Regions from separate parts of the Homo sapiens genome. Here region 2 is linked to region 1. Evidence: chromatin loops called from intact Hi-C (ENCODE). Cell type or tissue: CD4-positive, alpha-beta T cell. All regions are shown on one strand. Each heading gives the region's core, and the rest is flanking DNA. Links, peaks and the distances in the headings are about the cores only.

Region 1 (15,433 bases), core at 3,760-11,759:
CTCCCAAAGTGCAGGGATTACAGGCGTGAGCCACCGCGCCCAGCCGTACTCCAATCTTTCAACCCTTAGATAGTTGTTGCTGCCTTCATCCAACTGAAGTTGACCACGTGTGAGTGAAAGATCTAAGTTAACCAGCCAGAGTAGATTACCTGCCACGTGGTTCTCTAATGAATAGGCCCTTCCTGCTTAAAATGGCCAGATGGTTCCATCTGAAGGCCATTTAAAGACGCACATAAAGCAACTGAGACTGAGCTACAACAAAATCCCAGTCTGCTCAACTCAGCTTTGGGCCTTATTTCCAGTTTCCATTAACATTTTAGTTTAGTTGTGGAGTTAACACTGTCCTAGGAGTCCAGAGAATAATGGAAAGGAAAGCAGTGTCAGGAAAACAAGATTGGCTTGAAAAGATGGAATACAGTGACCGTACATTCCCTTGCTTTTTAGATTTCATGAGAATTTTTATGTGTTTAAAGATCAATGTTTCTGAGTGACACAAAAAGCACAGAGGGACAGCAAGACCCTAAAAATAATTACACGTGTGAGACTCAGGAAGTAGGAGAACAGAACTGTAAGAGAAGGTGTCAATTTGATTACATTTTAGTGATTTTTCTAGACAATCTTGAAGATATATTTAAACATCCCTCTTCATTTGCAGAAGGAGACAAAAACATTGAATATACTCAATTTCTATGAGGTTAAATTGTTAAAAAATACTAAAACATGGTATCTGGTATTCAAATCATTGTTCTATAAATGAGCTAAGTTTATACTTTTCTCTATCATTTACATTTTCTGTAATGAACAAACCTGTATTACATTTCATAACCAGGAAACATTAGGAATTCAAAGAGAAGAGAGAAGTAAACAATTCACACGCAAGGGAAATACAATTAGTAAACAAATATTTGAAAAACACAGCCAATTAGCAAAGAAATGTCACTTATGCTACTTCATGCCTACCCTAGTTAACTACAAAAAATAACATAACTCAGTATTGTCGAAGAGTTGTTAAAGCAATTCACACATATAAGTTGCTTTTTAGATGAGTAGAAGCCTACAAGAAAGTTTTCATTGTAAAAATGTAGTCATTGCTGCTCAATTTTCCTGTAAACCTAAAACTGCTCTAAAAAATAAAGCTTAGTAATTTAAAAAAATGTAGTTATTATCACACCACTTGGAAACCCAAAAAGAAAGTATTTTAAAAGCTTAGGAGGGGAAAAAAATCTCCAACAAACAATTCTGTTGAAGACACAAACATAGCCAATAGGAAGGTGGATGCCAGGGTGTGGGGCAAGTAGAGTTCAGGAGACAAGCAGGAGAATGTTCACAGCTACATTATTTGTGACAGTCAGAACTCAAATGCCTATCAAAAGTAGATGGGAAATTTCATTGCTAAGTGATATAAATGGAATACCACTTAGCAATGGAAAATACATAAACTGTGGCTCTACCCAACGTGAATAAACCTCACAAACATAATGCTGAGTGAAAAGAAGTCAGATGCAAAAGAAGACTATACAAAATCTTTATGTAGTGTTTAAAGAGGATAGCAACATTCTATTTCTTGAAGATTTCTGGGTTGTGGTTCCATAAATGTTTGGTTTGTGATAAATTATTGAGCTGTGCATCTTTATTTTGTTCATTTTTCTTTATGTATATTATATACACATTGGTATACAATAACCAAGTTTAAAAACTATACACAATAAAGAATATGTGGAAAGGCTTCAGAAGAGTGAGTAACTGGCATGTAAATAACCAAATGGCTTTCTTTCCTCACTGTAAGGAAGGTTAAATACCCAGGTAGAGTCTCTTGTTGAAAAATAAAAAATGCTTTAAGAGTTTGGGTAATCCAAGCCGGGTGAGGTAACACATGCCTGTAATCCCAGCTATTCGGGAGACTGAGGCAGGAGAATCACCTGAACCTGGGAGGCGAAGGTTGCAGTGAGCTGAGATCATGCCACTGCACTCCAGCTTGGGCAACAAGGGCAAAACTCTCTCTCAAAATAAATAAATAAATAAATAAATAAATAAATAAATAAATAAATAAATAAATAAAAGGTTTGCAGGGCACGGTGGCTCACGTCTCCCAGCACTTTGGGAGGCTGAGGCAGGGGGGTAACTTGAAGTCAGGAGTTCGAGACCAGCCTGGCCAACATGGTGAAATCCCATCTCTACTAAAAATACAAAAATTAGCTGGGCATGTTGGTGCACACCTGTAATCCAAGCTACTCAGGAAGCTGAGGCAGAAGAATCACTTGAACCCTGGAGACGGAGGCTGCAGTGAGCCAGGATCACGCCACTGCACTCCAGCCTGGGCAAGAGACTGAGACTTCGTCTTAAAAAAAAAAAAAAAGAGTTTGTGTAATCCGAAAACTTCAAGACAGGAATCTAAAGTCGTTTCAAACTGACACTGCCCTCGGGGACTTGAAAGAAGCAAAAGCAATTCTCTATAAAGAAACCAACTCTATCAAGAACTCAAGACATGAGCTTAGAGTCAAACTTAGAAAATACACAAGAAAACGAGGCACCATGGGAGCCAGCAGGAAAAACAGAATATGATTCCCAAGAACTTAACAGATCACAGCAATCAAACTCACAAAGAAGCTATGTTTATTGGTTAAAGAAATTTAAAAAAGACTAAAAATATAGGCAAAGAGCAAAACTCTAGGAAAATAACCAAGAGAATTAAAAGCTAAAATACCATAACCGAAAAACAGTGGATGAGTTAAAAGAAGATTACATTCTACTGAAGAGAAATTTGTGGGCTAGAAGACACATCTGAAGAAATCATCCAGAATGCATCTCAGAGACAAAGAGGTGGACTTAGAGACTTGGAGACTGTGGGAGAAGAGTTACAGAAGACAGGAAACAGCTACAAAATTTCCAGAACTGACCAACATCACCAATCTATGGCCAGGTAGTGTATACTCTTAATGGTTTTGCCTTACTGAGAAGCATGTTAAGCAAAATTGATAAAGATTAAGGGAAGGCCAGGTGCAGTGGCTCACACCTGTAATCCCAGCACTTTGGGAGGCTGAGGTAGGTGGATCACTTGAGGTCAGGAGTTCAAGACCAGCCTGGCCAACATGGGAAACTCCGTCTCTACCAAAAATACAAAAATTAGCCAGACATAGATGGCGCATGCCTGTGATCCCAGCTACTTGGGAGACTGAGGCAGGAGAATCACTTGAACCTGGGAGGTGGAGACTACAGTGAGCTGAGATCGCACCACTGCACTATAGCCTAGGTGACAGAGTGAGACTCCGTCTCGAAAATAAATAAATAAATAAATATAAATAAATCTGATGACGGTGGTTGCCTCTGTACAGAGGTGGGATCAGACAAGGCCACTATTGGCTCCAACAGTGTCACTGTACAAATCAGAAAAAAGTACCTACATTGGGCTAAGTACCTGGAAAGGGGACCTTCCTTCTCAGCCTTGGCAGGGAAGAAACTCACCTGCACCCCAGACTGAGAACTACAGGATAAGATACGAACTTTGAGGACAGGTGTTCAGTGAACTGTCTATTTTGTTTAAATTTACCACCAGGCTGGGCATGGTGGCCCATGGCTGTAATCCCAGCACTTTGGGAGGCCAAGGCGAGCAGATCACGAGGTCAGGGGTTCAAGACCAGCCTGACCAACATGGTGAAACCCTGTCTCTACTAAAAATACAGAAATTAGCCAGGCGTGATGGAGTACGCCTGTAATGTCAGCTACTCAGGAGACTGAGGCAGGAGAACTGCTTGAACCCGGGAGGTGGAGATTGCTGTGAGCCAAGATCACACCACCGCACTCCAGCCTGGGCAACAAAACAAGACTCCGTCTCCAAAAAAACAAAAAAAAATTTACAACTATTTCACCTCTGCAGATCAGAAGGAGGGGAAAGAGTATATTTTTCATTTTATATTCTTCAGGAGAACTTATTTTTTAAAACAGCATATTTATCATAACAAATTTTTTTTAAATAGAGACAAGGTCTCAATCTGTCTCCCACGCTTGAGTGCAGTAGCCTAACATAGCTCACTGCAGCCTTGAATTCCTGGATTCAGGCAATCCTCTTGCCTCAGCCTCCCAAAGTGCGAGGATTAAAGGTGTGAGCCATTTGTCTGGCCCATATTTATCCCTTTTGTAATGAAAATTAACAAATGTGGCCAGGCGGGTGGCTCATGCCAGCACTTTGGGAGGCCGAGGCAGGCGGATCACCTGAGGTCAGGAGATCAAGACCAGCCTGACCAACATGGAGAAAACCCATCTCTACTAAAAATACAACATTAGCAGGGCATAGTGGCACATGCCTATAATCCCAGCTGCTCGGGAGGCTGAGGCAGGAGAATCGCTTGAACCCGGGACGTGGAGGGTGCAGTGAGCCGAGATTACGCCATTGCACTCCAGCCTGGGCAATGAGCGAAATTCCGTCTCAAAAAAAGAAAGAAAAAAAACCAAAACTGCAGAACAAAAAAATACATGTTCCAAAATTCCCCTCAAGGCTAAGCCAGAATCTTCTGGCAAAAAAGAAATTAGGCATCATGGGAGGACAAGACTGGTTCAGCATCACCTGTAGTATTTCAGATCATAAATGCCTAGTGGAGCACTCCTTTATAATCACCACGCCTTCAAAAACTGATGCTGACACTGTCTCTTAAGACTCAATGACTACATATTAACAGCGTCTTGCCAGTAAATTAACAGCTTATTAATCCAGTTGCAATGAATGAGTCTTACACTTCATTCATGCCAGCAATATCATTATCTGATATAATTCTAGTCTAACTAGTCTTTTTATGTCAAAAATGAAATGTCCCTGGATTCTAAATGGTACAAAATAGGTTCATTTCAAAAGATACAGCTGTGATACTAAAAGGAAAAAGCCACAGGGAAAGGGATGAAGTGAGAACAAACAACTTACCTTGTCCCCGATGGCAGTGAAAGTTGTTCAAGTGAATTACCTCTTCATTGTTGTTTCCCTCTTCCATTTTCAAATGCAGACATGCACATACGGGACTGCTAATATCTAAACATGGTGACCATCTGTTTCAAAAGAGCTGAAAAGGAAGCAAAGAGGAACAGTAAGAATGAGGGAGTATCAAAACTCTTGCCATGTATCTGGTCAGGGGGACATCTGAAGCTTATGCTGAAAACATTCCTTAAGAAAACATATCCAAGGAGGTGGGTCAAAAAAAAAAAAACCACACAAACTCAAAACCTATGACATTAAAACATATGTTTAAAATACACATATTAAAGAGACAAAGTACTGACAGAGAAATGACATCTTGATACAAATATGCTAACAAAGAAATGGGCTAAGGGTATTAATAGGCAATTCACAAAAAAGAAAACACAGAAGATGCTCAACCTCACTAATAATCAGGGAAAGGCAAATCAGAAAATGAATTATGTTTCAGCCAGACGCAGTGGCTCAAGCCTACAATCCCAGCACTTTGGGAGGCCGAGGCGGGCAGGTCACAAGGTCAGGAGTTGGACACCAGCCTGACCAACACGGTGAAACCCCAGCTCTACTAAAAAATACAAAAATTAGCCAGGCATGGTGGCACGCGCCTGTAATCCCAGCCACTCCGGACACTGCCGCAGGAGAATCGCTTGAACCCGGGAGGCTGAAGTTGCAGTGAGCCAAGATCGCCGCACTGCACTCCAGCCTGGGCAACAGAGTGAGACTCCGTCACAAAAAAAAAAAAAAAAGGAATTATGTTTCAAACCACTGGGGTGGCAAAAAAGGCAAGTATGTAAGAAATGGGAAATCTTATACATTGCTGGTTTGGATAGTAACTTGGAAAAGATATTCTGAATAGCAATCAGCAATACGCCCTAAATTACAAATGTACATTCCCTGTGACTTAGCAATTCCACTTCCAGGTATATTAGCTAAAGAAACCTCTGTGTGTTCTCCAAGAAATATGCATAATAGAATATACGGACAGGGATGGTGGTCATTACAGCAAATATGCAATAAAAGCAATTGGAAATGGCCTTACTGGACTTCAATAAAGGAATAAATAAAATTCATATGATACAACACAGTTAAATTAACGTTAAATGAAAGTGTGATACCATTTATGTAAATTCATACACAAATTTTAAATACATATTTAAATATTAAATTAAAAAATACAGCCAGGCGCGGTGGCTCACACCTGTAATCCCAGCTCTTAGGGAGGCCGAGGTGGATGGATCACGAGGTCAGGAGATCGAGACCATCCTGGTTAACACGGTGAAACCCCGTCTCTACTAAAAAATACAAAAAATTAGCCGGGCGTGGTGGCGGGCGCCTGTAGTCCCAGCAACTCGGGAGGCTGAGGCAGGAGAAGGGTGTGAACCCGGGAGGCAGAGCTGGCAGTGAGCCGGGATCGCGCCACTGCACTCCAGCCTGGGCGACAGAGCGAGACTCCGTCTCAAAAAAAGGAAAAAAAAAAAAATAATAACGTTCTCTTTGCACTATCAAAGTACCTAGGACAACTGCTACCCAGGCCCTTAAGGATTCACAGAGCCCTGGCGGATTTGTCAGAAATTTCTGTAACCCGCACGCCGCGCACGCTCCACGTTGGCTGCAAGTGGCCCAAGTCTTAGAGCCCTGGTCCCGTTCCACCGGGAGCAGAACCACCTCGACGCGGGGACAGCGGCCTCGCTCCCTGCCCAGCGCCCGGACCCCCGAGCCGGGCCAGCCCCCAGCGCCCCGCAGAAAGGTCTGACGCACTTGCGGCGCCCTCGCGAGTGCCGGGTGACAGTCGCCAAGTTTCACGGAACAACACGCGCTCCAGATGTGAGGGGAGAGGAGGAAAAACGCCGCCCGCCTGGGCTGGGGTTCACAGGCACGGGCCGCCTCCCGCCGCTCCTCCAGGCCGCGCTCGGGTGCACGGACACCGCCTCCGCGGCGGCCTCGGGCCCGAGGGAGGGAAGCGGCCCGAGGGGCCGGCTCGCGAAACTTCGCGAAGTGGCGGGAGGGTGTCGCTCCCGCCTCGCCACCGCAGGGGGCTTGGAGACGCCCAGCCCAGCTCCCCGGCCCGATCCCGCCCGGGCCTCGGCCGCGCCCCTCAGCTCTGTGGTGCTCACGGCCCGCGCCCCCGCCCCCACCCCCGCAGCTCAACGGAGGCGTCACGCAGGGAGGCCGCCTCGCCTCACAGACCCGCCCAGAAGCTCGAGCGCGCCCCGCAGCCGACACTCACTCGCCACTCAACTCGCCGGCTAGCCAGGCGGGTTCGGCGACCTTCGCTACCACGCCGCTTACTCCTCCAAAGCTGCAGCTACGAGCTCCGTGGCAGCCGCTGCATTCCTTCCGGCCCTGCCCCGGCGTCACCTCGCGCAAGCGTACAGCGCGCGTACAGCGCCCCCTCCCGACTAACGACAGGAAGAACCATAGAGGCACTCCGGGTGCTGCGGAGGAGGGACCGGGGGGCTCACCATAGAGAGGGCAGCCTAGCCGCGCCTGCATCCGGGCTCTCCGCCTACGGAGACTTGACTCCCCCACGAGGCTGGAGGATGAAAGGAACGGAGACCCCCAATCCCCGACCCCACAGGAGCCACCATCTCCCCAGAGCTGAAAAGGGTATGGGGCAGGTGGTTGTGGATGTTTACTCGATATCTACTTATTTGCCCTAATTCCTTTGGCAAGTCATTCATTCATTCTGCAAATATATTCTGCGGATTTCCTGTGGGCCATGCACTATTCTAGGAATTGGGGAAATTAAGAGAAAAGTGGGTCTCACGGCTGGGCACAGTGGCTCACGCCTGTAATCCCAGCACTTTGGTAGGCCAAGGCGGGTGGATCACTTGAGGTCAGGAGTTCCAGACCAGCCTGGCCAACATGGTGAAACCCCTTCTCTACCAAAAATAAAAAAATTACCCGGGCGTGGTGGCGGATGCCTGTAGTCCCAGCTACTCTGGAGGCTGAGGCAGGAGAATGACGTGAACCCAGGAGGCGGAGCTTGCAGTGAGCAGAGATCGCACCACTGCACTCCAGCCTGCGCGACAGAGCAAGGCCCTGTCTCAAAAAAAAAAAAAAAAAAAAGAAACAGAATCTCGCTTTGTTGCCCAGGCTGATCTCGAACTCCTGGGTCCAAGTTATCCTTCCGTCTTGCCCTCCTAAAGTGGTGGTATGGCAGGTGTGAACTGCCACGTCTGGCTAGGAATTTTTTATTAGTAAAATGGGAATTTTAAGATATTATCTATTGCCCGGTGTTCTTGCAAGGATGAAATGGGGTCATATGTGAACTGAGAGGCTCTCATTGGAGTTATTTGTTGACATGTTCTTGTCTCAGGCATTTTTGGAGTCATAAAGACAATTATCCTATCTCTGCATTTCTCCCAATGAGGGTGAGAGGAAGCTACTCCTTCCTTCTAGGTAGTCTGGAATCATTCAGGTTATTTTTGAAGCCTCTGGCTTTTTTTTTTTTTTTTTTTTTTTTGAGACGAAGTTTCACTCATGTGCCCATGCTGGAGTGCAATGGCATGATCTTGGCTCACTGCAACCTCTGCCTCCCGGATTCAAGTGATTCTCGTGCCTCAGCCTCCCATGTAGCTGAGATTATAGGCGCCCGCCACGACATCCGCCTAATTTTTGTATTTTTAGTAGAGGCAGGATTTCACCATGTTGGCCAAGCTAGTCTCGAACTCCTGACCTCAGGTGATCTGCCTGATTCGGCCTCCCAAAGTGTTGGCATTACAGGTGTGAGCCACTGTGCCCGGCCCTGTTTTTTTCGGGGGGCGGAGGGTTGGGGTCTCACTCTGTCAGTGAGGCTAGACTGCAGTGACTCAATCAATCATAGTTCACTGCAGCCTTGACCTCCCAGGCTCAAGGGACCCTCCCATCCCAGCCTCCTGAGTAGCTGGGACTATAGGTGTGTGCCACCATGCCTGACTAATTTTTTAAGTTTTTTTGTATAGATAGGGTCTTTCTATGTTGCTCAGGTTGGTCTGAAACTGCTGGCCTCAAGTGATCCTCCTGCCTCGGCCTCTCAAAGTGCTGAGATTATAGGCTTGAGCCACCGCACCTGGCCTGTTTTTGTTTGTTTTTTTGAGACGGAGTTTCACTCTTGTTACCCAGGCTGGAGTGCAATGGCACCGTCTCGGCTCACCGCAACCCCTGCCTCCCAGGTTCAAGTGATTCTCCTGCTTCAGCCTCCTGAGTAGCTGGGATTACAGGCATGTGCCACCACACCCAGCTAATTTTGTATTTTTAGTAGAGACAAGGTTTCTCCATGTTGGTCAGGCTGGTCTCGCACTCCTGACCTCAGGTGGTCCACCCGCCTCGGCCTCCCAAAGTGCTGGGATTACAGGCGTGAGCCACCGCGCCCGGCCTGTTTTCTTTGTCTTAATGTTAACCAGCACCAAGAATCAGAAAGGGCAAGATAGCTACCTGCAGACTAAACTATTGTCAACAAGTGATGTTTTGCTGTTTTCCTGGGAAGAAGCATGGAAGTTCTGTCTATGAAAATCCGTATCATCTGTGCTGGCTGTAATTCCATGCAGTTACGGCCAAAGGCGTGCAACCTGCACTCACCCCGTGAGCCTGCCCGAGAGCCGAGGCTGTAACTCCCCCACCCCATGAGTCATCACGGCACGGCTTCATTGCATTTTCTGGTTACAGTTAGTTTAATGTGCATCTGACCTGTGAAATCATTGACAGTAGTGGAGGACCGCCATTATTCACAATTTGTCCATCATCATTTTGTTCCCAAGAACTGTCATCAGCCGTATCTACATGAAGGTGTGCTGGTGTTGTCATAGAGGACATTATTCCCGAACTCAGTCTGCTTTCAGAAGCAGTAATTTCCTGCCATTTTGGCCCATTATTTGTAAAAAAAAAAAAAAAAAAACTAAAAAAAAAAAATGTTATTTAGGTGTAATTTATACGTGGTACAAGGCACCCCATTTAAGTGTACCTTTCTACCAGTTTTGACAAATTTATACACCCTCGTAACCCCCCACAATCAAGATAGAGATCATTTCCATCACCCCAGACTATTCCCTCCTGTTCCTTCCAGTCCATCCCTCCATAATCCCCATCCCTGGTGCTAGGCAACCACCTGCTTTTGGGCACCTGGTTTGTGTCACTTTATATTACTTATTTGTTTTGAGATGGGAGTCTTGCTCTGTCACCCAGGCTGGAGTGCAATGGTGTGATCTTGGCTCACTGCAACCTCCACCTCCTGGGTTCAAGCGATTCTTCTGCTTCAGCCTCCTGAGTAGCTGGGATTACAGGCACCCCCCACCACACCCAGCTAAGTTTTTGTATTTTTATTTTATTTTATTTTTGTTATGGAGTCTCACTCTGTCGCCCAGGCTGGAGTGCAGTGGCGTGATTTTGGCTCACTGCAACTTCCGCCTCCCAGGTTCAAGCGATTCTCTTGCCTCATCCTCTCGAGTAGCTGGCTTTACAGACATCCACCACCATGTCCAGCTAATTTTTGTATTTTTAGTAGAGATGAAGTTTTGCCATCTCTACTAAAAACATGGCCAACTAAAGTTGGCCAGGCTGGTCTCGGACTCCTGACCTCAGGTGATCCGCCTGCCTTGGCCTCCCAAAGTGCTGGGATTACAGGCTTGAGCTACCGCACCCGGCCCTTTTTCTCATTTTAGACTACAATTTATCTTTCTGTAGTTTCACACACATGGGATCATATGGCATGCACTCTTGTGTCTGGTTTCTTTTGCTCAGCATGCTTTTTGTTTTTTGAGACAGGGTCTCACTCTGTTGCCCAGGCTGGAGTGCAGTGGTATGATCTTAGCTTACTGCAGCCTCGATCTCCCAGACTCAAGCCATCTTCCTGCCTCGCCTCCTGAGGAGCTGAGACTACAGGCACGCATCACCATGCCTGGCTAATTTTTTTGATTTTTAATAGGGATGAGGTCTTACTATGTAGTCCAGTCTGATCTCGACCTCCTGAGTTCAAGTGATCCTCCCACCTCAGCCTCCCAAAGTGCTGGGATTACAGGTGTGAGCCCCCGTGCCTGGCCTCTGCATGTTTCTGAGATTCTTCTATGTTACATGTATCAGTAGTTCATTCCTTTTTACTGCTGAGTAGTATTCGACCGCAAGGATATGACACAATTCATTCATCCATTCACCAGCCGGTGCACACTGAGTTTCTTTTATTTTGGGGCAATTATGAATAAAACTGCTATGCACATTCGTGTAAAAGTTGTTGGGTGAATACATGTTCATTCTCTAAGTGTGGAATTGCTAAATCATATAGTAAGAACCAAACTGTTTCCCAAACTGGTACATCATTTTACTTTCCCACTGGCACTGAAGGAGAGGTCCAGTTGCCATTCTTGGTATCACTAGTCTTTAATTTCAGCTGTTGTAATGGACAGGTAATGGTCTATCACTGTGGTTTTGATTTGCATTTCCCGGCTGGCTAATATGTTGAGCATCTTTTCTTGTGCTAATTGGCCTTTTGAATATCTTTCTTTTTTTTTTTTTTAGACACAGCATTGTCTAGGCTGGACGGCAGCAGCATGATCATAGCTCACTGCAGCCTTGAATTCGTGGGCTCAAGCGATCCTCCCACCTCAGCCTCCTTAGTAGCTGGGCCTACAGGCACATGCCACCACTCCTGGCTAATTTATATGATTTTTTTTTTTTAGAGATGGGGTCTCGCTATGTTGCCCAGGCTGGTCTTGAACTTCTGGCCTCAAGTGATCCTCCCACCTTGACCTCCTAAAGCGCTAGGATTACAAGTGTGAGCCGCTGTGCCCAGCCCTGGCCTTTTGTATATTTTCTTTTGTGAAATTTCTGTTCAAATTTTTTAAATCCCATTTTAAAAATTGGATTTGTTTTTGTCTTCTCAGAGTTGACTTGTAAGTGTTCTTTTTATAGTTTGGATATAAGATTTTAGTATTGCATACATTTCCTCTGGCTTACTTTTCATTTCCTTCTTTAATTTTGTTTTTCATTTTTTATTTTCCAAGGCTGTCCCTTCCCTTCCCCTCCCCCACCCTTCCCTTCCCTTCCCTTCCCTTCCCTTCCCTTACTCCTTCCCTTACTTTCCCTTCCCGTCCCTTCCCCTCCCTTCCCTTTTCAGACATAGTCTCACTCTGTTGCCCAGGCTGGAGTGCAGTGGTGCTGTCTCGGCTCACCACAGCCTCAACCTCCCAGGCTCAAGCAATCCTCCCACCTAGGCCTCTCAAGTAGCTGGGACCACAGGCACGCATCACCACACCTAGTTAATTTTTGTATTTTTGGTAGAGATGGAGTCTCTTGATCTTGATGAGAGCAACATAGTGAGTACTGGGGTTACAGGCGTGAGCCACCGCGCCCGGCCAAATTGTACATTTAAAAATAACTAAAAGAGGCCGGGCGTGGTGGCTCATGCCTGTAATCCCAGCACTTTGGGAAGCCAAGGCAGGTGGATCACAAGGCCAGGAGTTTGAGACCAGCCTGGCCAACATGGTGAAACCTCGTCTCTACTAAAGATACAAATAATTAGCAAGGCGTGGTGGCGGGTGGAGGGCGCCTGTAATCCCAGCTACGCAGGAGACTGGGGCAGGAGAATCGCTTGAACCTGGGAGGTAGAGGTTGCAGTGAGCCAAGATCGCACCACTGCACTCCAGCCTGGCGACAGAGCGAGGCTCCGTCTAAAAATAAATAAATAAATAAAATGTCTTGCGAGAACAGGGAAAGGAGACTGGCTCAGGGTTAGTATGGTGGTTGGTGGGTGTGACTGGGTGAGGGTTTGTGCACTCAGGGGCTTGTGTGGTTTAAAGCTCCCATTGGCGGCAAAGGAGGGAGCACTGAGGCTTCTTATCAACTTCCCCAGATGTCAGTCACAGGGGAAGAGGGAAAATGATACTTAAAAGCTTTCAGCACTATTTAAGCTTTGGCCGGGCGCGGTGACTCACACCTGGAATCGCAGCACTTTGGGAGGCTAAGGTGGGTGGATCACTTGAGGTCAGGAGTTCAAGACCAGCCTGGCCAACATGGTGAAACCCTGTCTCTACTAAAAATACAAAAATTAGCTGGGCGTGGTGGCGCACGCCTGTAGTCCCAGCTACTCGGGAGGCTGAGGCAGGAGAATCACTTGAACCCTGGAGGCGGAGGTTGCAGTGAGCCGAGATCGCGCCATTGCACTCCAGCCTGGCGACAGAATGAGACGCTGTTAAAAAAAAAAAAAAAAAAAAAAAAGATTTAAAAATAGAACAAAGCCAGGCATGGTGGCCTACACCTATGATCCCAGTGCTTTGAGAGGCTGAGATGGGAGGATTGCTTGAGACTAGGAGTTTGAGACCAGCCTAAACAACATAGCATGTTTCTACAAAAAAATTAAAAATTAAAAATTAAAAATAAAAATAGGCCGGGTACACTGACATGACTGTAATCCCAGTGGGAGGCTGAGGTGGGAGGACCACTTGAGACCAGGAGCTTGATACCAGCCTGGGCAACAAAGTGAGACCTCGTTTTCTACAAAAAAATACATATATATATGTGTGTATATATATATATACGTATATATACACATATATATACGTATATATATACATATATATACGTATATATACACACATATATATACGTATATATATACATATATATACGTATATACGTATATTATATATACGTGTATATATATATATATATATATATGTTTTTTTTTTTTTTTGAGACAGAGTCTCAAAACACAGAGCCTGTGTTGCCCAGGCTGGAGTGTAGCAGCATGATTTCGGCTCACTGCAATCTCTGCCTCCCAGTCTTAATTGATTCTTATGCCTCAGCCTCCCGAGTAGCTGGGATTACAGGCATGTGTCACCATACCCAGCTAATTTTTATATTTTTAGTAGAGATGGGTTTTTGCCATGTTGGGCAGGCTGGTCTTGAACTCCTGGCCTCAAGTGATCCACCTGCCTCAGCCTCCCAAAGTGCTGGGATTACGGGTACAAGCCACCATGCCTGGCCAAAATTTTTTTTTTATAATAAATAAAAATAGGCAGTGTGTGGTAGCTCATGGCTATAATCCCAGTACTTTGGGAGGCTGAGGCAAGAGGATCACTTGAGGCCAGGAGTTTGAGACCAGCCTGGGCAACATAGTGAGACCCTCATTCTCTACAAAAAAAAAAAAAAAAAGTAGCCAGGCATGATGGTGTGCACTTGTAGTCCCAGCTACTAGGGAGGCTGAGGTGGGAGGATGGTTTGCACCCAGGAGTTCAGGGCTATAGTGAGCTGTGATCATACCAGGTGACAGAACCAGACCCTGTCTCTGAAATAAAAATAAAATAAGACCAAAGTGTGTTTCCTACTCTCACACCACTCTATACTTAACACAAAGCACTTTTGTTGTTGTTGTTTTTTGAGACGGAGGCTTGCTCTGTCGCCCAGGCTGGAGTGCAGAGGTGTGATCTCGGCTCACTGCAACCAGCCTCCTCTTCCTGGGCTCCAGCGATTCTCCTGCCTAAGCCTCCCAAGTAGCTGGGATTACAGGCACCTGCCACCACGCCTGGCTAATTTTTGTATTTTTAGTAGAGACAGGGTTTTGCTATGTTGGCCAGGTTTGTCTTGAACTCCCGGCCTCAAGTGATCTGCCCGCCTCAGCCTCCCAACGTGCTGGGATTATAGGTGTGAGCCACCATGGCCGGCCTGTTTACCAGTTTACTATAAGGGGCATTACGGAAAATGCAGAGGAATGGCCAGATGCCGAGGCCAAAGGGGCAAGTTTTGTGGGAAGGGGTGGAGCTTCCATGCCCTCTCTGGGCACACCACCCTCCCGGCACCTCCACAAGTTCAGCATCGAAGCTCTCCGAGTGCTGTCCTTTTGTTTTGTTTTGTTTTGTTTTTTTGAGACAGAGTCTTGCTCTGTCACCCAGGCTGGAGTGTAGTGGCGTGACCTCAGTTCACCATACCTTCACCTCCTGAGTTCAAGCAATTCTCCTGCCTCAGCCTCTCAACTAACTGGGACCACAGGCACGCCCCACGATGCCTGGCTAATTTTTTTTATTTTTAGTAGAGTAGAGATGGGGTTTCACCATGTCGGCCAGGCTGGTCTCAAACTCCTGACCTCAGGTGATCTGCCCACCTCAGCCTCCCAAAGTGCTGGGATTACAGGCATGAGCCACCATGCCCCGCCCTTCTTGGGTTTTTTGGAGGCTTCATTTCATAGGCATGATATACTGAATCATTGGTGATAAACTCACTTGTCAGTCCCTCTCCCCTCTCCGGAAGTCAGGGGGAGGAGTAAACGTTCTAACCCTCTAATCATGTGGTTGGTTCACCTGGTAACTAGCCCCCGCATCCTGAGGCTACCCAGGAGCCCCCCAGGAGTCACCTCACTAGAACAAAAGATGCTCCTATCACTCAGGACGTTACGGAGGTCTTAGGAGCTCTGTGTCAGGAAACAGTCAAAGATCAAATATTACAACTAAAGATCCTCCTAGTGCCCCCGTCTGCAAAGGTTTCAGAAGCTCTGCCTCAGGAACCAAG
Region 2 (15,433 bases), core at 4,648-12,647, 200 kb before region 1:
AATATCTCTGTCCAGTTATTAGCTGACCACTGAGATAACTAAGCAAAGTCTTCAGTGGTTGCACAGAACAAAGAACACAGATTTTACAAAGTCCAGAAAAGTCACTAAACAAACACCAGCAGCAACAAGCAACAACAACAGCAAACCCCAGGGAGTGGGGAGAGAGGAATCTGATTTCCAGAAGTGCCATATTGTTTAATTTAATTTTTTTTTCTTTTGTAGAGACAGAGTCTTCCTATGTTGCCCAGGCTGATCTCAAAGTCCTGGGCTCAAGTGATCCTCCTGTCTTAGCCTTTCCAAGTGCTGGGATTACAGGCGTGATCCACTGCACCCGGCCATAAACTATGATGTTTGCCAGGCTAGGTGTATTGAATGCATTTTGACTTATGATATTTTCAACTTAAAATGGGTTTATCAAGACATAATTCTATTGTAAGTTGAGGAATATCTGTATATGCATAATGCAAATCCCAGAAGGATAGGATTGAGAAGAGGGGGAGAAAGAATATTAGAAGAAATAGAGGGTGAAAACTTCCTGAATTCGATTTAAAAAATATTAATCTAAATATTCAAAAAGTTTGATGAACTCCAAGTACGATAAACTAAAAAACGATTAACAGCTAGGCACATGATAGTCAAAGTGTTGAAAGTCAAAGAGAATCGTGAAAGTAGCAAGAAAAGTGTAACTCATCACATACAAGGGACATTCAATAAAATTAACAGTTGAGTTGCTATCAGAAAAAATGGTCACGATCCAGTTTTCCCAGCACCATTTGTTTGCAAAGGCAATTCTTTCCCCCTCAAATTGAAACACTTGTCAAAAACATAAGGGCTTACTTCTGGACTCTTGGTTCTATTCTATTGATCTAATGTCTATCCTTATGCCAGTACCACACTGTCTTGATTACCGTAGCTTTGCAGTAAGTTTTAAAACTGGGAAGTGTGAGACCTCTAACTTGGTACGTCTGTCTTCCAGATTGTTTTAGCTATTCCAGGTTTCTTAATTTTCATAGGAATTTTAGGACCAGCTTGTCAGTTTTTGCAAAACTACAGTCAGAATTTTGATAGGAATTGTGTTGACCCTGTAAGTAATTTTTGAGACAATTGGTATCTTAATATTAAGTCCTGGGCATGGTGGCACATGCCTGTAGTGCCAGGTACTTTGGAGGCTGAAATAGAAGGATGATTTGAGTTCAGATACTCAAGTCCATCCTGGGCAACATAGTAAGAACTTCATCTCTAAAAACAAAAACAAAACCCACAACATTAAGTCTTCTGATCCATGAATATGGGACGTATTCCCATTTATTTAGGTCTGTGATTTCTTTCAACAATGTTTTGTGGTTTTAAATATACAAGTCTTGCAGTTTATTTGTTTATTTATTTGAGATGGAGTCTCTCTCTGTCCCCAGGCTGGAGTGCAGTGATGCAATCTCAGCTCACTGCAACCTCCGCCTCCGGGGTTCAAGCCATTCTCATGCCTCAGCTTCCTGAGTAGCTGGGACTATAGGCTCACGCCACCATTCCCAGTTAATTTTTTTGTGTTTTTAGTAGAGATGGGGTTTCGTCATGTTGCCCAGGCTGTTGTTGAACTCCTGACCTCAAGTGATCCACCCACCTCGGCCTCCCAAAGTGCTAGGATTACAGGCATGAGCCACTGTGCCCAGCCAATCCTATTTCTTTGCATGTCTCATAATTATTTCTTGAAAGCTGGATTTTTTTAAAAATTATTATTATTATTATCATTATTTGAGACAGAGTCTTGCTCTGTCGCCCAGGCTGGATTGCAGTGGCGTGATCTTGGCTCACTGCAAGCTCTGCCTCCTGGGTTCATGCCATTCTCCTGCCTCAGCCTCCCGAGAGCTGGGACCACAGGTGCCTGCCACCACACCTGGCTGATTTTTTGTATTTTTAGTAGAGACGGGGTTTCACCGTGTTAGCCAGGATGGTCTCAATCTCCTGACCTCGTGATCTGCCCGCCTTGGCCTCCCAACGTGCTGGGATTACAGGCGTGAGCTGCCACGCCCGGCCAAAAACTGGACGTTTTAGATAATGTATTTTAGCAACTCTGACACTTGATTCCCCCAACTCCAGTCAGGGGTTGTGGTTACTGTTGTTTGCTAGGTGATGTATTACTTTGTGACTGGGCTGAACAAGTTTCACCACTACGATCCTCATCTCACACTATGCAGACTCAGATGTCCCTGCTCAGATTTTTTCTTCCTGTTTTTACCTTTTAACTTGGCTACCTAGGGGTCGCCCCTGGGTCAGCATAAGCCACTTAATGGTTAAAGATTGTGCTTGGCCAGGCACGGTGGCTCATGTCTGTAATCCCAGCACTTTGGGAGGCCGAGGCAGGAGGAGCACTTGAGCCCAGGAATTCAAGACGGGCCTGGGCAACACAGCGAGACCCCATCTCTACAAAAAATAAAACAAATTAGCCAGTCATGGTGGTGCATGCCTGTAGTCCCAGCTACTCAGGAGACTGAGGTGGGAGGATTGCTTGGGCCCAGGAGTTCAAGGCTGCAGTGAGCCATGATCATGCCACTCCATTCCAGCAGCCTGAGTGACAGAGTGACACCTTGTCTCTCTCTCAAAAAAAAGTTGTGTTTAAGCCCCTTGGCCAGTTAGATTTTTGCCCTTTCCCACTGGACGTGTGTGTGGCTTGGAGGCTGCTATCACCATTCAGAGAATTTCCCCTTTTGCCCTGGTCAGTCAGGAACTGGTAGCTTGGCATTCTTCCTGTGATTTCTCCCGAGAAGGCGCAGCTTTGGGCAGGCAGCCTTCCAGATGGCCGGGGATGGCTCTGACGTCATCTTTAAGCCTGGCTTCCTAGGAGTCACCGCTGTGCCAGAGCGGCTTATCGTTTGTTCCGTGCTGGCCACAGCTTATGCTAAGCCCCTGGTACCTGTGACAATGGGTCTGGGTGCGTGTGGGGAATGTTTTGGGTCTACTCCAGGTGTTAATCTGATTGCTTCGAGTGGGTGCTGCCAAGCACAGGTCCACAGAATTCCTGACCACCTCCCCCCAGTTTGTCTATGATCCCGTGGAGATATTCTTGGCTCTCTCTTTCTCTCGTTCTCTCTCTCTCTTTTTCTTTTTTTTGGAGACAGAGTCTCGCTCTGTTGCCCAGGCTGGAGCGCAGTGGTGCGATCTTAGCTCACTGCAACCTCTACCTCCCATGTTCAAACGATTCTCCTGCCTCAGCCTCCGGAGTAGCTGGGACTACAGGTGCATGCTGCCACTCCCAGCTAATTTTTGTAGTTTTAGTAGAGATGAGGTTTCACCACGTTGGCCAGGGTGGTCTTGAACTCCTGACCTCAGGTGATCCGCCTGCCTTAGCTTCCCAAAGTGCTGAGATTATAGATGTGAGCCAATGTGCCTGGTCTTAAGTTTCTTTATAATCAATGGTCTCTTCAGTGCACTTTTTTTTTTTTCGAGATGGAGTCTCTCTCTGTCACCCAGGCTGGAGTGCAATGGCATGATCTTGGCTCACTGAAACCTCCACCTTCCTGGTTTAAGCAATTCCCCTGCCTCAGCCTCCCGAGTAGCTGGGATTACAGGTGCATGCCACCACGCCCAGTTAATTTTTTTGTATTTTTAGTAGAGACAGGGTTTCACCATGTTGGCCAGACTGGTCTCAAACTCTTGACCTCAGGCAATCGGCCCGCCTCAGCCTCCCAAAGTGCTGGGATTACGGGCATGAGCCACTGCGCCCGGCTTCACTGCCCGTTTTTATGTCAGGGATTTGTTGGCGAGACTGAAGCCCCTGTCCTACAGAATGTCCCGCATTCTGGATATAGCCAATTGTGTTCCTGTGGTTTCACTTAACACAAAGATGTGAATATTCTTGTCTCTTTTACTTAGAACTAGAGGAAAATCTGTTTGGGCAAGACTTCTGTGATTCCCATAGGTCAGAGGGTGTGTGTATTTTTTTCTCTTTTTTTTTTTTTTTTTTTGAGACAGAGTCTTGCTCTGTTGCCCAGGCTGGAGTGCAGTGGCGCTGTCTCGGCTCACTGCAATCTCCACCTCCCGGGTTCACGCCATTCTCCTGCCTCAGCCTCCCGAGTAGCTGGGACTACAGGTGCCCGCCACCATGCCCGGCCAATTTTTTGTATTTTTTAAGTAGAGACGGGGTTTCACTGTGTTAGCCAGGATGCTCTCAATCTCCTGACCTCGTGATCCACATGCCTCGGCCTCCCAAAATGCTGGGATGACAGGCGTGAGCCACCGCGCCCGGCCGGGTGTGTGTATTTTAGATTTTGACTTGTGCTGCTGAAAAGGTTGCACTAATGTACAGGCCTCTAACCCTGTATGGAAATGCCGTTCCCACCCCAGCCATAAGCAGAATCAACCCTTAATGTGATCTTTTAATATTTTTAATAGAGACAGGGTCTTGTTCTGTTGTCCAGAACTACTCCTGGGCTCAAGCGATTCTCCCACCTGGGCCTCCCAAAATGATGGGATACAGGCATGAGCCACCACACCCGGCCTACTATGATCTTTTAAAAATTCTTGGGCCCGGCGCCGTGGCTTACGCCTGTAATCCCAGCACTTTGGGAGGCCGAGGCGGGCGGATCATGAGGTCAGGAGATCGAGACCACCCTGGCTAACACGGTGAAACCCCATCTCTACTAAAAATACAAACAATTATTTAGGCGTGGTGGTGGGCACCTGTAGTCCCAGCTACTCGGGAGGCTGAGGTAGGAGAATGGCGTGAACCTGGGAGGCGGAGCTTGCAGTGAGCGGAGATCGCGCCACTGCACTCCAGCCTGGGCGACAGAACGAGACTCCGTCTCAAAAAAAAAAAAATTCTTTCAGTTTTTCTGAGACAGGGTCTCGCTCTGTCACCCGGGCTGGAGTGCAGTGGCATAATTATGACTCATTGCAGCCTTGACCTCCCGGGCTCAAGTCATCCTCCCACCGCAGCCTCCCAAGTAGCTGAGACTACAGGAGCGTCCCACCATGCCCAGCTAATTTTTATTTTTATTTTTTTGAGATGGAGTCCTGCTCTGTCGCCAGGCTGGAGTGCAGTGGTGCGATCTCGGCTCGCTGCAACCTCCGACTCCCCGGTTCGAGCGATTCTCCTTCCTCAGCCTCCGGAGTAGCTGGGATTACAGGCGTGCGCCACCATGCTCAGCTAATTTTTGTATTTTTAGTAGTGACAGGGTTTCACCATGTTGGCCAGGATGGTCTCAATCTCCTGACCTCGTGATTCGCCTGCTTTGGCCTCCCAAAGTGTTGGGATTACAGGCGTGAGCCACCGCGCCCGGCCAGTGATCATTTTTAATATGTGATAATTCTATTTCTGGCCACAAGAGGCCACCAACTCCCAGCATGTTGGACCCAAGGGGACCCTCCTAGGCTGGCTGACTTGGCATGGGCTCCCCTCCTGGGAGGCGGGAATGGGACTATTGTTCCGGGAAACACCTCAAGTCCCGTGATCAGGACTAGAGGAGTGGGGCGGACAGGGCAGGATTGGACAAGAGGCTGCACATGTCAGAGAAGGGCCAGGCTGAATTTCAGACCTGGTGGTCAGCTCCTGGAAATTCGAGCACTGAACCCTTCTGTGATTAAAAATGCATGGTAGTTAAAGCTGCCGGCCATCGTTATGGCAGCAGGTGTGCCTCCGAACACACTTCTTCCCCCCTCTGCTATGCACGACAGACATACACACACACACACACACACACACACAGTACAAAGATGTGGAGATGTGGCCTCTCTCTTTTTTGTTGGTGTAGTTACGTATATTTTCAGGTGCTTTTTTTTGGTTGATTGAAGTATAATTTACATACGGCAAAATTCACCTGTGTTAGGTGTATAGTTCTATACATTTTTTTTTTTTTTTGAGATGGAGTCTCGCTGTCACCAAAGCTGGTGTGCAGGGCACAATCTCAGCTCACTGCAACCTCCGACTCCCAGGCTCAAGCAATGCTCTTGCCTCAGCCTCCTGAGATGCTGGGATTACAGGCACCTGCCACCACACCTGGCTAATTTCTGTATTTTTAGTAGAGACAGGGTTTCATCATGTTGGCCAGGCTGGTCCCGAACTCCTGGCCTCAAGTGATCCACCCACCTGGGACTCCCAAAGTGCTAGGATGACAGGCATGAGCCACCTCACTTGGCCTGTTGTGGTTTAATTTGCAATTCCTCGTGGTCAGTAATGTTGTGCATGCTTTCCTGTGCTTATTTGCCATCCGTATATCTTCTTTGATAAAGCGTCTTTTCAACACTGAGTGCATTTTCTTTTTTAGAGGGGGAGTCTTCCTCTGTTGCCCAGGCTGAAGTGCAGTGGCGCCATCATAGCTCACTGTAATCTCACAGCGCTGTGTGCACAGCTGTGGTCCAAGCTACTCGAGAGGCTGAGGTGGGAGGGTCGTCTGGGAGGGTCGTCTGGCCCCAGGAAGTTGACGCTGCAGTGAGCTGTGATTGCGCCACTGCACTCCAGCCTGGGTGACAGAGCAAGACACCATCTTAAAAAAAAGAAAAAAAAAAAGGCTAGGCATAGTGGCTCATGCCTGTAATGCCAGCACTTTGGGAGGCCGAGGTGGGTTGATCACTTGAGGTCAGGAGTTCGAGAACATCCTGGCCAACATGGTAAAACCCCGTCTCTACTAAAAATACAAAAATTAGCTGGGCGTGGTGGCGCATGCCTGTAATCCCAGCTACTCGGGAGGCTGAGGCAGGAAAATCACGGAACCTGGGAGGCGGAGGTTGCAGTGAGCCGAGATCATGCCACTGCACTCCAGCCTGGCGACAGAGTGAGACTCGGTCTCAAAAAAACAAAACAAAACAAAAACCAAAAACAACAAAAAAGAAATCAATGATTTTTTTTTGTCAATAATAACCAAACACTGGAAACAGCTCAGGTGTTGATCAACAGCAGAAGGATTCAACAAACTATGGGGCACCTATGCCCTAGAAAACCACCTGACAATAAAAATAAGTGAACTACTGATGCCCACAACTTGCATGGATCTCAAACACGTTCTAAGGAATCTAGAATGATTCCATTTCTAAGAAGTTCTAGAATAGGCAAAGCTAGTCAGAACAGGCAGTGAAGATTGAGTGGAACAGGCATGATGGAACTTTCTGCGATTCTTTTTTTTTTTTTTGAGACAGGGTCTTGCTCTGTCACCCAGGCTGGAGTGCAGTGGTGCAGTGGCATGATCGTAGCTCACTGCAGCCTCGACCTCCTGGGCTCAGGTGATCCTTCTGCCTCAGCCTCCCGGCTAGCTGGGACCACAGGCACGCCACCACACCTGGCTAATTTTTGTAGTTGTTCTAGAGGCAGGGTCTTGCCATGTTGCCCAGGCTGGTCTCGATCTCCTGGACTCAAGTGATCTGCCTGACTCAGCCTCCTGAAGTGCTAGGACTGCAGGCGTGAGTCACCACACCTGCCCCATCATTTTTAAAAATGCATTTCAAAGTAGCTGGCAAACATCACGATAAGCACTTCAGCATGCATACTATTAACTAGAGTTGAATATGTGTTTACCGCTTCGTTTTTGGCAGGGGAAATTTACACGGTGCAATGCATAACTTTTGAGTGAACGTTCACTGATGGTTAACAAATGCAGACACATGTGTGAGCCAAAGCCCTTTAAATATATATAGAATCAGCCGGGCGCGGTGGCGCATGCCTGTAATCCCAGCACTTTGGGAGGCCGTGGCGGTGGATTACCTGAGGTCAGGGGTTTGAGACCAGCCTGGCCAACATGGTGAAACCCCGTTTCTACTAAAAATACAAAATCACCCAGATGTGGTGGCACATGCCTATAATCCCAGCTACTCAGGAGGCTGAGGGAGGAGAATCGCTTGAACCCAGGAGGCAAAGGTTGCAGTGCGCCGAGATCACGCCACTGCACTCCAGCCTGGGCGACAGAGTGAGACTCCATCTCAAAAAAGGCAAAAACAAAAACAACAGCAACAACTATATATATATATTCTGGCCAGGTGTAGTGATTCATGCTTTGAGAGCACTTTGGGAAGCAAAGGGGGTGGGTGGGAATGGCTTGAGGTCAGGAGTTTGAGACCATCCCAGGCAATGTGGTGAAACCCCATCCCTAGTCGAAATACAAAATATTAGCCGGGGGTGGTTGCAAGGCAGCACCACTGTACTTCAGCCTGGACACAGAGTGAGACTCTGTCTCAAAATTAAAGAAAGAAAAAAAAAGAAAAAAGGATGGATGAATGTATCAAGGGATAGATACATGACAGGACAAATAGGGTAAGATGCCAGTAGTAGCATCTGGGAGGTGGCCGTACATGTGTTCATGATACAATTCTGTTAAACTTCTCTGAATGCTTGAAAAAGTACAAGATAAAAATGTTGGCAAAATTAACTGTCAGTGATTTATCTTTCTGTCTTTTTTTGTTTGTTTCTGTTTCAGAGACAGGGTCTGGCTCTGTTGCTGAGGCTGGAGTACAGTGGCATGATCATAGCTCTCTGTAGCCTCAACCTCCTGGGCTCAAGTGATCCCCCTGACTCAGCCTCCCCAGTAGCTGGGATTACAGGCGTGTGCCAACATGCCCAGTTGATTTTTAAAATTTTTTTGTAGAGGCTGGGCTCGGTGGATCATGCCTGTAATCCCAGCACTTTGGGAGGCCAAGGTTGGTGGATGACCTGAGGTCAGGAGTTCGAGACCAGCCTGGCCAACATGGTGAAACCCCGTCTCTACTAAAAATACAAAGGAAAAAACAAAAGAAAAAAAAATCAGCCAGGCGTGGTGGCATGCGCCTGTAACCCCCAGCTACTTGGGAGGCTGAGCCAGAAGAATTGCTTAAACTGGGGAGGCAGAGGTTGCAGTGAGCAGAGATCACACCACTGCTCTCCAGCCTGGGCAACAGAGCAAGACTTCATCTCAAAGAAAATTTAAAAAAAAAAATTTTTTTTTGTAGATATGGGTCTTGCTCTGTTGCCCTGGCTGGTCTCAAACTCCTGGGCTCAGGGGATCCGACCCCTTCAGCCTGCCAAAGTGCTGGGATTACAAATATGAGCTACCTTGCCTGGCCTGATTTCTCTTTCTTAGTAGTACCTAAGAGAAACATGCATCTTACAGGTGATGGTGCCCTAGATCTAATGAAATATGGTGTTATTTTTAAGCTCAGCCAGGACGAGTGCAGTGGCTCACGCCTGTAATCCCAACACTGGGAGGCCAAGGCGGGTGGATCACTTGAGGTCAGGAGTTTGAGACCAGCCTGGCCAACATAGTGAAACTCTGTTTCGACTAAAAATACAAAAATTAGGTGGGCATGGTGGTGCACGTCTGTAAACGCAGCTTCTGGCAAACCTGAGGCATGAGAATCGCTTGAACCCAGTAGGCAGAGGTTGCAGTCTGCCGAGATTGCGCTACTGCACTCCAGCCTGGGTGACAGAGAAAGACGACTCTCTCAAAAAAAAAAAAAAGATACAAAGAAAAATAAAAGAAGCTCAGCAGCCAGGAACCTAGGCACTGCCCTCAGTGGCCACCACCTGCCCATTTCCTTTGAAAACTCTGGACTCTGTCTCCTGGAATCTGCATTCTCTGATCCCCCCAAGTCAACGTGGAACCAGCTCCTGCCCTAGATGGCAGCACCACCTTTTCCCAGCACCCATGCCACACCCTCCTGTGACACTGAGTGTGTGGTTCCCCTACTTCCTTCCCTCCCCGGCACCTGGAGGACAGAGGCCAGACCCCTTACTCCAATTCTAGGAACCAGAGGGACTCCAATCGCACCACACTGCTGCATGCCGCTGAGCCTTTGTGGGTGCTGGTGTTTTTGTTTTGTTTTTTGTTGTGGTGTTTTTTGAGACAGAGTCTCTCTCTGTCCCCCAGGCTGGAGTGCAGTGGCGTGATCTGCAACCTCTGCCTCCCAGGTTCAAGCATTCAAGCGATTCTCCTGCCTCAGCTTCCCAAGTTGCTGTGGGGACTACAGGCACGCACCAGCATGCCTGGCTAATTTTTGTATTTTTAGTAGAGATGGAGTTTCACCATGTTGGCCAGGCTGGTCTCGAACTCCTGATCTCGGGTGATCCACCCACCTTGGCCTCCCAAAGTACTGGGATTACAGGCTTGAGCCACCATACCTGGCCTGCTCTTGACCTCTTTTATTGTTGTTTTTGTTGTGTAGATCAAGCCACGACATCACTGGGTAGCTGTCAATCCATTAGGAACACCGCTAGGTCTATTTCCCATTGCCACTGATTGCTTGGGGTTAGGACGCCATGGTTCTCATTCCAGCGTTGCCACCCGTATGATCAGTGTATTTCTCTCACCTCTGATGGCTAAGTGCTACCTCTTAGAATTTATTTATTTATCGTTATTATTATTTTTTCAAGATGGAGTCTTGCTGTGTCGCCTAGGCTGGAGTGCAGTAGTGCGATCTCTGCTCCCTGCAACCTCTGCCTCCCAAGTAGCTGGGATTACAGGTGCATGCCACCATGCCTGGCTAATTTTTGTATTTTTAGTAGAGACGGGGTTTCGCCATCTTGGCCGGGCTGGTCTCGAACTCCTGACCTCGTGATCCACCCACCTCGGCCTCCCAAAGTGCTGGGATTACAGGTGTGAGCCACCCCACCCCGCCTATTTATTTATTGAAATGGAGTCTCGCTCTGTTGCCCAGGTTGGAGTTCAGTGGCATGATCTCGGCTCACTGCAACCTCTGCCTTCCGGGTTCAAGCAATTCTCCTGCCTCAGCCTTTTTAGTAGCTGGGCTTACAAGCACCCACCACCACGCCCAGCTAATTATTGTATTTTTAGTAGAGATGGGGTTTTGCCATGTTGGCCAGGCTTGTCTCCAACCCCTGACCTTGGGTGATTCATCCGCCTTGGCCTCCCAAAGTGTTGGGATTACAGGCGTAAGCCACCGCACCTGGCCAATTTTTGTACTTTTATTTTATTTTTATATTATATTATTATTTTTTTTCTGAGACAGAGTCTTGCTCTGTTGCCCAGGCTGGAGTGCAGTGGCATCATCTTGGCCCACTGCAACCTCTGCCTCCCAGGTTCTACCTTTCTCCTGCCTCAGCCTCCCAAGTAGCTGAGATTACAGGTGCCCGCCACCGCATCCTACCTAATTCTTGTACTTTTAGTAGAGATGGGGTTTTATCATGTTGCCAGGCTGGTCCTGAACTCCTGACCTCAGGTGATCCGCCCCCCTCAGCCTCCCAAAGTGCTGGGATTACAGGCATGAGCCATTGCGCCTGGCCAACTCCGCATTTTTAAACAAAGTTTTCTCTTCCTTAACCAATTAGAAATAAAAAAAAAAAATCTTTGAATCCACCTATGACCTGTAAGCCCCCACTTTAAGATATCCCACCTTTTAGGGCCAAACCAACGTATAGCCTCCATACTGATTTATGACTTTGCCGTAACCTCCGCCTCCTTACCTTTAAAGACGCCTACCTGCAAGCCAGCAGGGAGTTCTGGATGTAAAGCTGCCAGATTCTCCTTGCTTGGCGCCCTGCAAATAAATGCCCTCTTTTTTCTCGCTGCAAACCTTGGTGTGGGTGGTTGGCCTCACTGTGCCAGGCATCTGGACCCTGTGAAGGTCAGTCCTTGCTTCCTCTCACTGATTTTTTTTTTTTTTTGAGACAGGGTCTCACTCCCTTCTCCCAGCTGCTGGAGTGCAGTGGCACAATCATTGCCCACTGCAGCCTCCACTTCCTGGACTCGGGTGATTCTCCCACTTCAGCCTCCTGAGTAGCTGAGACCACATGCATGTGTCACCACGCCCGGCAAATGTTTTGTATTTTTAGTGCAGGCAGGGGTCTTGCTATGTTGCCCAGGCTGGTCTCAAACTCCTGAGCTCAAGCAGTCCGCCCGCCTTGGCCTCCTAAAGTGAAGGAAATATAGGTGTGTGCCACCATACCAGGCCCAAGATGTTATCTTTAATTTCTATAGAGAACCAAGTATCTGGTGACTCTAACTCCCTTGGCTATTGGTTTAAGCTACTTTTTTTTTTTTTTTGGAGACAGAGTTTTGCTCTGTCACCCAGGCTGGAGTGCAATGGTGCAATCTCGGCTCACTGCAACCTCCGCTTCCTGGGTTCAAGCGATTCTCCTGCCTCAGCCTCCTGAGTAGCTGGGGTTACAGGTGCATCCCACCACACCCAGCTAATTTTTGTAGTTTTGTTTTGTTTTGTTTTGTTTTGTTTTTGAGACACAGTCTCAGCTCTGGTGCTAGGCTGGAGTGCAGTGGTGCAATCTCGGCTCACTGCAGCCTCTACCTCCTGGGTTCAAGTGATTCGCCTGCCTCAGCCTCCCAAGTAGCTGGGACTACAGCGTGTGCCACCACGCCCAGCTAATTTTTGTATTTTTAGTAGAGATGGGGTTTCACCATGTTGGCCAGGATGGTCTTGATTTCTTGACCTTGTGATCCACCCGCCTTAGCCTCCCGCGGTAGTTTTTAGTAGAGACGGGGTTTCACCATGTTGGCCATGCTGGTCTCGAACTCCTGACCTCAGGTGACCTGCCTGCCTCAGCCACCCAAAGTACTGGGATTACAGCCATGAGCTACCGTGCCTGGCGGATTCAAGGCTGTTATCTGTATCCTGAGATCTGTTCCTTCTGGCTCCTTCATCCCCTCACAACCCTGTAGTTGCTTCTCTTGCAGTTACCCGCCATGATCCAATGCCATTTAACCTGAATCCATGCTCAGGGCTTCCCTATAAGTGCTGGGCTCTCTCCTGTTGGAAAGAAACAATTTCTTTTTCTTTTTTTTTTTTTTTTGAGATGGAGTTTCACTCTTGTTGCCCAGGCTGGAGTGCAATGGTGCGATCTTGGCTCACTGCAACCTCCGCCTCCCGGGTTCAAGCGATTCTTGTGCCTCAGCCTCCTGAGTAGCTGGGATTACAGGCACCCATCACCACGCCCTGCTAACTTTTTTGTGTGTTTTTAGTAGAGACATGGTTTCGCCATGTTGGCCAGACCGGTCTTGAACTCCTGACCTCAGGTGATCCGCCTGCCTCCACCTCCCAAAGTCCTGGGCTTACAGGTGTGAGCCACCAGGCCCGGCCGGAAAGAAATATTTTCTGAGATACATAAGCTTTTTTTAAAAATTAAGGGCCAGGCACCGTGGCTCACATCTGTAAGTGCAGCACTTTGGGAGGCTAAGGCAGGAGGATTGATTGAGGCCAGGAGTTGGAGGCTACAGTGAGCTGTGATTGCACCACTGCACTCTAGCCTGGGAGACAGAGCGAGACCCTGACTCTAACAATAATTACATCAATAAAATTTGAAAGTTAAAATTAAGATTCTTCAGCTTCTTTTGGGCCGGGTATGGTCGCTCATGCTTGTAATCCCAGCACTTTGGGAGGCTGCAGCAGGTGGATCACTTGAGGCCAGGAGTTTGAGACCAGCCTGGCCAACACTGTGAAACCCCATCTCTACTAAAAATACAAAAATTAGCCGGTGTGGTGATGCATGCCTGTAATCCCAGCTGTTCAGGAGGCTGAGACAGGAGAATCGCTTGAACTTTGGAGATGGAGGTTGCGGTGAGCTGAGAGCATGCCACTCTATTCCAGCCCGGGTGACAGAACTAGACTCCGTCTCAAAAAAAAAAAAGAAAGATTCTTCAGTCTCTTTTGATCTTCCTATGCCCACTTCATGGTGCCCGGAGCTGCTCATGTTTAGATTTGCCATGGGCGGTGCTCCCATACATCTGAAGATGCAAAGATCTCTTTTCTTCCTGGTCACCTAATCCTGCTGGCCTTCTCAGGCTCATCTGCAGAAGACCCCACTCAAAAGTAGGGTCTGGCCGGCCGCGGTGGCTCATGCCTGTAATCCCAGCACTTTGGGAGGCTGAGGCAGGTGGATCACCTGAGGTCAGGAGTTCAAGAACAGCCTGGCCAACATGGCGAAACCCCGTCTCTACTAAAAAATACCAAAATTAGCCAGGCATGGTGGTGGGCGCCTATAACCCCATCTACTCGGGAGGCTGAGGCTGGAGGATAGCTTGAACCTGGGGGTTGGAGGTTGCAGTGAGTCAAGATCATGCCACTGGGTGAAAGAGCGAAACTCCATCTCAAAAAAAATAAAAATAAAAAAAGTGGGGTCTTCTTCAGAAGATATGTTTGCATGATTTCCATGAGGAAGGCATGTGCTCTGTCCCTTTCTTCCCAATGCTCACTGTGTCTTTTTTTTTTTAATATATGTTTGCATGATTTCCATGAGGAAGGCATGTGCCCTGTCCCTTTCTTCCCAATGCTCACCGCGTCTTTTTTTTTTAATAGACTTGACTTTTTTAGGCCAGTTTTAGATTCATGGCAACATTGAGCGAAAGGTACAGAGAGTTCTCACATGTTCCCTGCCCGTGCTAATAGCCTCTCCCATTATCATCTTCCACCAACGTGGTACATTTGTTACAATCAGGGAACCTATATTGACATCATTTTCACACAAAGTCCACAGTTTGCATTAGGGTCCGTCTTGGTGTCGTGCATGTCATGGGTTTGGATAAATGTGTCAGAACATGCATCCACTGTTAGAGCTCTCTCAGAGGCGTTTCCCTGCCCGAAAAATCCTCCGTGCTCTGCCTCTTCATGCGTCCCTCCCTTCGTGCATCCGTCCCAGGGACAAAAGGTTGTCCCTGGCAACCTTTTGTTTCCAGACCCTAGCAACGGATCCTTTTACTGTCTCCATAGTTGGGCCTTTTCTGAATGTAATATAGTTGGAATCATACAGCATTAATTTTTTTTTTCCACTGAGACAGAGTCTCGCTGTGTCACCCAGGCTGGAGAGCAGTGGTGCCATCATAGCTCACTGCAGCCCTAACGTCCTGGGCTCAATTGATCCTCCCGCCTCAGCCTTCTGAGGAGCTGGGACTATGGGTATGCGTCACCACGCCCAGCCAAGTGTCCTGGATTTTTTTTTTTTTTTTTTTGAGATGAAGTCTCGTTCTTGTCCCCCAGGCTGGAGTGCAATGGCGCGATCTCGGCTCACTGCAACCTCCACCTCCCGGGTTCAAGCAATTCTCCTGCCTCAGCCTCCCAAGTAGTGGGATTACAGGCGCCCACCACCACGCCCAGCTAATTTTTGTATTTTTAGTAGAGACGGGGTTTCACCATGTTGGCCAGGCTGGTCTTGAACTGCTGGCCTCAGGTGATCCGTCCGCCTCGGCCTCCCAAAGTGCTGGGATTACAGGCATGAGCCACTGTGCTCTGCCGTGTTCTGGATTTTTGTCATCCTAATAGGTTTGTAGAGGTATCTCATTGTTTCAGTTTGCATTTTCCCAATGACATATGATATGAAGCATCTTTTCATATGCATATTTGCCACCTGTGTATCTTTTTTTTTTTTTTGAGATGGTGTGTTGCTCTGTCACCCAGGCTGGAGTGCAGTGGCGTGATCTTGGCTCACTGCAAGCTCCACCTCCTGGGTTCATGCCATTCTCCTGCCTCAGCCTCCCCAGTAGCTGGGACTACAGGTGCCTGCCACCATGCCCAGCTA

Evidence for each region. Peaks named below come from ENCODE experiments on the same cell type or tissue, not always from the same donor. Only the 100,000 strongest peaks of a DNase experiment are listed, where the experiment ranks them.
Region 2: a loop joins it to region 1, with 11 times the contacts of the local background. A loop is called at or near these places in 5 of 110 quality-filtered maps.

The regions. Positions count from the first base shown.
Region 1 is chr7:4,965,916-4,981,348 of GRCh38, reverse strand. It overlaps the pseudogene RNF216P1. Among named protein-coding and RNA genes, the nearest start is that of MMD2, 14 kb to the right of the region's middle. RefSeq lists a silencer at 6,746-7,125 and an enhancer at 6,838-7,436. In CD4-positive, alpha-beta T cell, for the core only: a CTCF peak has its summit at 7,360 (motif pointing left); a DNase peak (open chromatin) is centred at 7,348; H3K4me3 peaks cover 1,793 bases; H3K27ac peaks cover 242 bases.
Region 2 is chr7:5,164,615-5,180,047 of GRCh38, reverse strand. No RefSeq gene overlaps it. Among named protein-coding and RNA genes, the nearest start is that of WIPI2, 18 kb to the left of the region's middle. In CD4-positive, alpha-beta T cell, for the core only: CTCF peaks have their summits at 5,303 (motif pointing right) and 9,545; a DNase peak (open chromatin) is centred at 5,337.